Regions from separate parts of the Homo sapiens genome. Here region 2 is linked to region 1. The links are chromatin contacts, found by Hi-C or POLR2A ChIA-PET in ENCODE. All regions are on one chromosome and are shown on one strand. Each heading gives the region's core, a stretch centred on a gene start or an enhancer-like site at or near the end of the contact. The rest is flanking DNA. Distances are from core to core; before and after follow the strand shown. Region 1 overlaps DAB2IP (DAB2 interacting protein). Region 2 overlaps TTLL11 (tubulin tyrosine ligase like 11).

Region 1 (4,337 bases), core at 1,362-3,861:
GAATAAGCTTCAGGTTTATATCAGTTCCCCTTCCCGCTAACTTCCTAGTGCTATTGTAGAACATAAAATCATCTATGCTAGAACATAAAATCATGATCTATTCTAGAACATAAAATGATCTTCTTTGTAGCTTTCCCAAATTATAACCTCATGTCCCCTACAGGATCTTATATACAGTCTGAGTCAACTGTTCTAGAGGCTAAAAATTACACAAAGGACTGAAATTCAGTTTTGCTTTAGTATCAAATCATTAAATTAGAACTTTGGAGATAAGTTAAAATTTGACTTCCAAGTTGTCAAATACAGAAAGGTAAAGAAAGTTTCAAAATGATATGGAAAAGCCAGTATGTACACACTTAAAACCTTATGCCTGTTTATATTTGTTAGAAAAAATAAGCCTGTTATTTCATATAGCCATGTTGTTCTAATTTAATAATATAGATTTCAAATAAACATGGGTTGGACATGGTGGCTCATGCTTGTAATCCCAGCACTTTGGAAGGCCAAGGCTGGAAGGAGGATTGCTGGAGGCCAGGAGTCGGAGACCACCCTGGCCAACATAGTGAGACCCCGTCTCTAATGAAAATAAATAAAGAAAAGAACAAAAGTGCAGAACATTACTAAGGTGGAAATTTGGGGGGAAAATAGTTTACAGTTAATGAATGAAATGAAAAATAAGATGAATTAAATAATACATGTGGATATTTAGGTTTTGATAATCATGGTTCCCTCTGGAGTGCTATAATTAGAATTTATATACCCTAAAGAAGTATTACTGATGTACTTAGTACCTATACTAAAGGTAAAATACACAGAGTGTGGAGTGACTGTATGAAAGGATAACATGTGTACAGATGTGAAAACATCTCCAAGCTATATTATGAAAGAAGCAACCAAGGTATCCTATATTTTTGTGGTTTTCAAGCTCTATCGCATATGTCTTTTGATAAAAGGTGCATTATGGAGAAAGAGCAAAGCTTACCTTATATGGGAATAAGTGTGGTATTTCTAAAAGGAAGCTCTTCTCTTTTATTAAGCCATTTGTAGATTTGAAAGAGGAGAGATGGGAGCCCTTGAAATTCCATAGTCCTGAATCAGACGATGATCTGAACCTGTATCTCTCTATCTTTACTTTAATGTAACTAGAATATGTTGAGCCTGGATCCATGGATGTATTAGTGCCTGTGGCTGCTGTAACAAATTACCACAAACTTGTAACTCAAAGCAACAGAAAGTTATTGTCTTACAGTTCTGGGGGACAGAAGTCTGAAATCATTTTCGCTGGGCTAAAATCAAGGTGTCAGCAGGGCTGTATTCCTTCTTGAGGCTCTGGAGAAGAATCCATTTCCTTGCTTTTGCCAGCTTCTGGAAGTTGCCTGGTTCCTTGTCTCATAGCCCCATGTCACTCCCACCTCTGCTTCCATCATCGCATTGCTTTCTCTGACCTGCCTATCTCCTTCTTGTAAAGACCCTTGTGATTATTTTAGGCCCACCCAGGTAATCCAAGATAATCTCCTCATCTCGACATCCTTAAATTAATCACATCTGCAAAGTCCCTTTTGCCATAGAAGGTGACATATCACAGGTTCTAGGGATTAGGACGCATGGTTCCTTGGGGAACATTATTGTGCGTAGCACAGGTGGGTAAGGTTTAGTAACCTCCAAGCAACACCTCTCCTCCCTGTCCCAGAGAGGCGTGCCTAAAGGCTGAGCTAGAAAAAGTGTGCAGTGGTATGTTCTCAATCATAAGTGAGAGTTGAACAATGAGAACATGTGGACACAGGGAGGGGAAGATCACAGGGAGGGGAAGATCACACGCCGGGGCCTGTCGGCGGGTTGGGGGGCCAGGGGAGGGAGAGCATGAGGACAAATACCTAATGCATGTGGGGCTTAAAACCTAGACGACAGGTTGATGGGTGCAGCAAACCACCATGTCACATGTATACCTATGTAACAAACCTGCACGTTCTGCACATGTATCCCAGAACTAAAAGTAAAATTAAAAAGAAAAAGTGTGCAGTGGGAGCCAGGAGAGCTGCCAATTTATCAATGCATTATTTTAGCAAACTCTTTATTTGGCTTCATCCCCTATCCCCAGCCCCAACACACACACACACACACACACACACACACACACACACACACACACACAACACTCTTAAATAGACGTACACAGAGGCATAAGCTGGACAGCTCTTCGTCTGGAAAGTTCTAACAATCTGAAGATTCCATGACTTGTTGCATGGTGTGTTTTGTTTGTTTTCGAGACAGAGTCTTGCTCTGTCACCCAGGCTGGAGTGCAGTGGTGCCATCTTGGCTCACTGCAACCTCTGCCTCCCGGGTTCAAGCAATTTTCCTGCCTCAGCCTCCTGAGTAGCTGGGATTACAGGTGTGCACCACCACGCCTGACTAACTTTTTGTCTTTTTAGTAGAGACCAGGTTTTGCCATGTTGGCCAGGCTGGTCTCGAACCCCTGACCTCAAATGATCCACCCACCTTGGCCTCCCAAAGTGCTGGGGAAAAGCACTTTGGGGTAAATTACAGGCGTGAGCCACCACGCCTGGCCTGCATGGTGTTTTTTACCTTTGGCTTCCTGCTCAGTTCACCTGGCCCCTCCCTCGGGGAGCACTAGCCAGTTCACTTTCCACGTGGGAGCTATGTTTCCCCACCCACAGGTATGTTCCTGATTCCTGATCTTTGGACTTCTCTGATCCACTTTTTCTTTCTTTCTTTTTCTTTTTTTTAGACAGAGTTTCACTCTTGTTGCCCAGGCTGGAGAGCAGTGGCGGGATCTCAGCTCACTGCAACCTCTGCCTGCCAGGTTCAAATGATTCTCCTGCCTCAGCCTCCTGAGTAGTTGGGATTACAGTTGTGCGTCACCACACCCAGCTAATTTTTCATCTTTTTTTTTTTAATACAGATGGAGTTTTGCCATGTTGGCCAGGCTGGTCTTGAACTCCTGACCTCAAGTGATCTGCCCACCTCGGCCTCCCAAAGTGTTGGGATTACAGGCGTGAGCCACCACGCCCAGCCAGATCCACTTTTTCTAACTGGCCATTTGTATTAGTCTGTTTTCACGCTGCTGATAAAGACATACCCAAGACTGGGAAGAAAAAGAGGTGTAATTGGATTTACGGTTCCATGTGGCTGGGGAGGACTCAGAATCATGGCGGGAGGTGAAAGGCACTTCTTACATGGTGGTGGAAAGAGAAAATGAGAGAGATGCAAAACCAGAAACCCCTGATAAACCCATCAGACCTCATGAGACTTATTCACTACCACCAGAACGCTATGGGGAAACCGCCCCCATGATCTAAATTATCTCCCACCGGGTTCCTCCCACAACATGTGCGAATTATGGGAGTACAATTCAAGATGACATTTGAGTGGGAACACAGAGCCAAACCATATCACCATTTGAGCTGTTGTTGATTTTTTTTTTTTTTTGAGATGGAGTCTTGCTTTGTCGCTAGGCTGTAGTGCAGTGGCACGATCTCCACTCACTGCAACCTCTGCCTCCCGGGTTCAAGTGGCACGATCTCCACTCACTGCAACCTCTGCCTCCCGGGTTCAAGTGATTCTCCTGCCTCAGCCTCCCAAGTGGCTAGGATGACACGCATGCATTACCACACCTGGCTAAATTTTTAACTTTTCTTAGAGATGGTGGTCTCGCTGTGTTACCCAGGCTGGTCTTGAACTCCTGGCCTCAAGCAGCCTTCCTGCCTCGGCCTCCCAAAGTGCTGGGATTACAGGTGTGAGCCACTGCACCCAGGCTGTTGTGGATTTTAATTTGTTTTGTTTTGTTTTCTGATTTTGTATTTTCTCTTCCTTCTATTCTTTTCTCTTCAGATGTATTCATCGAGTACAATTTGTGCTGAGTCATATCACCTATTTATATTTTAATTTTACTATTAGTTTTGGGAAGTCTTAATTATTTTTCATTCAGGAAATTGTACAGTCATCTGTTTCCATTCATAGCCCGTCCCCTTCTCCAAAGAGAACGTCTGATAACAAGTTTTTGGCTACTGTGTAATATGATATTTTTCTATGTAAGTGCATGCACATGTAAACAAAGTAAAACATCATATTAATCACATAGACAGCAAGTGTATTTCAGCTTAAAGGGTCCATAGTAAGCCTTACTTTTTTTTTTTTTTTTTTTTTTTTTGGAGACAGAGCCTTGCTTTGTCACCCAGGCTGGAGTTCAGTGGTGGGATCTTGGCTCACTGCAACCTCCACCTCCCAGGTTCAAGCAATTCTCGTGCGTCAGCCTCCCAAGTAGCTAGGTTTACAGGCATCCACCACCATGCCCAGCTAATTTTTGTATTTTTAGTAGA
Region 2 (4,337 bases), core at 1,205-3,704, 190 kb after region 1:
CTGCAGAGTGCTTGGCATATAAGAATTGGCCAAGAACTGGCAGCCAGGAGCATCACTACTAAACACAAAGCCAAACAGCAAATGATGTCTGAGCGCCAGTGCCCTGCAGGAAGGACCGGCTGCATCTCTGTAGTTGGGAAGTTTCTGGCCCACATGGGTGTAGGGCAGGATTGGCTAGGGGTGCAACAGCTGCCAGGCAGACTGCCCCCAGGATTCTCCCCAAGGGGTGTCCACTAATAAGATAAACTGCCTCGCACCATCAGCGAGGACTCCAAAGACCTCAGAGCCACCCTGGAGAGCAGGGATTGTTGGCGCCATTTTACAGATGAGGAACTGGAGATAAGGAGGTGGAATGACTTTTCAAGCTGACATGGGCAGGAAATGGCATAATCAATTCTAATCTGGATCTCCCAACCTGACTTCATGTCCTCTCCACAGACTCACAGGAGCAAGCTGCCCCACTCCTCACGACCCGGTGCCTCCCTTCTGTGCGTCCCTTTTGGAGGGAGGCAGCCAGAAGAGGGCGTGGCGTGGGTGCCAGGGTGCTGCGGGCTCACAGTTCCTGTGTGATCTGTGTCACCTGAGCTGCAGTTTACTCGTCTGTGAAATGAGACTCATAATGCCTACTGCACTGGTTTACCGGGACATTTAATGAGGAAATATGCATGAAAGGACCTTGAAGTTTTGTGATGAGCTGTACAAATATCAGTTATGGTTATTATAATTTTTTTAGAAAAACACCCTCTGGGCTGGGCGCAGTGGCTCACGCCTGTAATCTCAGCACTTTGGGAAGTCAAGACAGGCGGATCACTTGAGCTCAGGAGTTCAAGACCAGCCTGGCCAACATGATGAAACCCTGTCTCTACTGAAAAAAAAAAAAAAATACAAAATTAGCCGGGCATGGTGGCTTGCACCTGTAATCCCAGATACTTGGGAGGCTGAGGCAGGATAACTGCTTGAACCTGGGAGGCAGAGGTTGCAGTGAGCTGAGATCGTGCCACTGCAACCACTCCAGCCTGGGCAACAGAGTGAGACTCCGTCTCAAAGACAAACAAAAAACAAAAGAGAGAGAGAGAAACACCCTCTGTGAGAAAAAAGATAGGAAACTCATCCACCTAAAGGTGGGTTCTTCTCACAGAACCCTTCACCACAGAACCTAGAGGATCAAGATCAAATTTTCTTGTGTGGCATTCAAGGCTTTGACAGCTCCCATAACCCCATCTCTACCCCTTCTCACATCCCTTTTTGCTCCAGCCCATCTGGGCTACTTGGTATGGTCTAAGCTCAACAGCCTCACCTGTGTCCAGGCCACGGCCAGGCAATAGCCCTGCCAGAGTGTCTGTCCCAGCCCTGTTCACCAGCTGATCCCGTACACCCTTCTCCTGAAGTCTTCCTTGGCCCTCCCTGGATGAGGAGCTCCTCCGCTGAGTTCCCGGATAGCTTCTCTGAGCTTCTCTCCCTCCGAGCCAGGCATCCTACTACCTAGCATCATTTTCTCATCTGCCTCCCAATGCTACAGTGAATTCTTTCAGGACGAGAACCAAGCACTATACCCTCCAGCCCACCCAAGGCTGGGCCCAGCATCTGCTCAGGAAATGTGTGTGAGGGGTGAACAAATGAATGAATAACTGAGTGTTCCCAGTATGGATGGAATCTGAGCCTTAAGCAAAGGCAAGGAATGCTAACGGTGGTATGAGAATTCGGTAGCAGACAGTGCTCCAGCATTTAAATTCAGCTCAATCCCTGGGATTATGTCTAGATCTGATGGCATCATCTTCTTCCCCCATCTGAACCCTTGACAAGAAGGAACAGAAAATATACCACCCATGCCTGTCAGGACCCCCACAGGCCATGGCAGAGGCATTTGTCAAATACCTGAGTCCCGCTGGTCCAGGGTCATGGAGTTCCACCTCCGTGTGATGTCAATGTAGAGGATGTCCACGGCAGCCATGGACAGGCTGCTGCTGCTGAGTTTGCAGCTCCTGCCAACAATGGGAAGTGACATGTCACTGCCAGCCTGAAACCTGTCCTGTCTATCTCTCCTCCACTCCTGTTAGGGACTGAATGTTTGTCCTCCCCAAATCCATAGGTTGAAATCCTATCCCTCCAATGTGATGGTGTTAGGAGGTGGGGCCTCTGACAGGTGATTAGGTCGTGAGGGTGGAGCCCTTGGGAATGGGAATAGTGCTCTTCTAGGAAGAGACACTAGAGAGCCTGCCTCCTCTCTACTCTCCACCATGTGAACATAGAAGAAGGCAGCCGTCTGCAAACCAGGAATTGGGTCCTCACCAGACATCAGATCTACCAGCACCTTGATCTTGGTCTTCCCAGCCTCCAGAACCATGAGAAGTAAATGTTTGTTGTTTAAGCCACTGAGGCTGTGGCATTTTTGTTCTAGCAGCCTGAACCGACTGACATTGTTTTTGTTTGGATTGTGTTCTGGGTCTGGAATGTCCTCCCTTACCACAGCTGGAACTACCGCAGGGTGACTGGCATGGAGCCATGGTAGAGAAGGCAGTGATGTAAGTGAGGTTAGATCCTCAGGTTCCTGTAAGTTCAGCCATTTGGTTAGTTATGGGTCTAACAGGCTGGAAAGAGCAAGAACTTTAGAAAAGCAAGGCAAGTGTTTTTTTTTTTTTTTTTGGATACAGAGTCTTGCTCTGTCATCCAGGCTGGAGTGCAGTATTGTAATCTCGGCTCACTGCAACCTCTGCCTCCTGGGTTCAAGCAGTTCTCCCTACGTCTGTCCCCTGAGTAGCTGGGATTACAGGTACCCAGCTAATTTTTATATTTTTAGTAGAGACGGAGTTTCACCATGTTGGCCAGGCTGGTCTTGAACTCCTGATCTCAGGTGATCCGCCCGCCTCGGCCTCCCCAAGTGCTGGGATTACAGGCGTGAGCCACTGTGCCTGGCCAGGAGAGCAAGTCTTGAGTTGTAGCCTGGCTCTGCCACTTGGAAGCTGCATGGCCCTGGTTAAAACATTTCACCTTTCTGAGTCTCGGTGTCCTCATCTATAAAACAGGTGGTCTTTATTATAGTCATTGTGTGTCAGCCTGACCTTGCACAGCAATGTGGGTCCCTGCTTGCTCTAAAAGAGAACAAACTCCACATGTCAAGAAATACCACCAGCAACGTGTCCTCATCTTCCTATCTCTTAGTCTCCAGAAGGAGGAGGGGAAGCTAGGCCCTCGGCACTGCCCTCTCCTGGAGTGTCCAGGCAGCTGACGGTGTCATGCTCAGATGACCCAAGGATGACAGCATGTCAACAGTACAGGCTGAAGCCATCACTACTGTCCAGAAGCAATTTCCCACTGGAAATGCTCACCAGATGAGTCCCTGAGGACAAATCTATGGACAAGGGCTCAAGGCTTCTGTACTTTACCCATCTCAATCTGTCACCTGAAGATTCTACATAAGCCCTGAATCAGCCACACTAAGCCCCAGATTTATAAAGCAGAACAGCACAGGCTGGGTCCTTGCTGCTCTGTGTGGGCTGACACAGAATTGCTGGGGAGGTTCCTTGTTCCTGACTTTAGGGGAGTCACCTGGAATTGACAGGAGGATTGTGGGGGACGGGCCTCTGAGCTTTGGATGCTCCACTTGTTTAGGTGCAGGGAGGCCACAGTAACCAGGTTTTCAGTCTGATGTCAGCATTGGTGCTCCCTGTCCATGCCACAGCAGGGGTGTTTAGAATCCTCCTACCCCTCCCCAGCTTTTTTTTTTTTTGGTCTGGAAATGTGGAGGGGAGGGCAGTCTGGTATGCCAAAAAGAGCATGATTTAGGCATCAGACAGATTAGGATTTAAATCCTGACTGGAATCTTTTCTAGCTGTGTGACTGTGGGGAATTTACTTAAACCTTCTGTGCTTTTATTTCTTGGGCTCTAAAATGAAGATGATAATACCTGCCCACATGGTTGTGAGTACATGCCAAGAACCCAGCATGGTGCCTGTCACCTGGTAGGCCCACAGCAATTGTGAGTTCCCTTCCCCAACTCTCTCCCCCTTTTCCCTTTTCTTCCTCTAGATCTAGAGCCATCTCACCCCAGAGGCTGCCTGGAGCCCAACCTTTCAGTGAGTGACCCTGCCCGTTCTGGAGAAATGGAGTACACCAGTTGGAATATCTGTGTACAGGGCTTGGGCTCTCTCTTCAGACTGGAAGCAGCCCTTGGCTTGTCCAGGTGCACCCCTGTCCTGGACAGGATCGTGCTGGGAGGCCTGTCCCAAGGCAGGCTAGATTTGTCCAGGGAATCCTGAAAGCTAGGCCTCTGGGCCAGCTGTCAGGTTGGCTGAACTACATTCAATGCCGCTTTCAACTTTTCAAACGAATCCACATCC

What was found. A loop is a pair of places that touch in the nucleus more often than their neighbours do. ChIA-PET counts read pairs that join two places held with the same protein, here RNA polymerase II (POLR2A).
Region 2: a loop to region 1 is called in a map of endothelial cell of hepatic sinusoid, with 2.4 times the contacts of the local background. The contact joins two enhancer-like sites. A Hi-C loop is called at or near these places in 1 of 168 maps with a recorded cell type or tissue (endothelial cell of hepatic sinusoid). POLR2A ChIA-PET finds 5 or more read pairs at or near these places in 1 of 52 experiments (endothelial cell of umbilical vein).

The regions. Positions count from the first base shown.
Region 1 is chr9:121,664,765-121,669,101 of GRCh38, forward strand. All of the region lies in intron 1 of DAB2IP (DAB2 interacting protein), which reads left to right. Among named protein-coding and RNA genes, the nearest start is that of DAB2IP, 15 kb to the left of the region's middle. Within about 2 kb of position 2,612, at least 4 of the 41 ENCODE cell types and tissues checked have a DNase peak (open chromatin) inside an H3K27ac peak, as active enhancers do.
Region 2 is chr9:121,858,462-121,862,798 of GRCh38, forward strand. TTLL11 (tubulin tyrosine ligase like 11) reads right to left here. Exons shown (of 9, transcript NM_001139442.2): 8 at 1,876-1,982. Among named protein-coding and RNA genes, the nearest start is that of DAB2IP, 210 kb to the left of the region's middle. Within about 2 kb of position 2,455, at least 7 of the 41 ENCODE cell types and tissues checked have a DNase peak (open chromatin) inside an H3K27ac peak, as active enhancers do.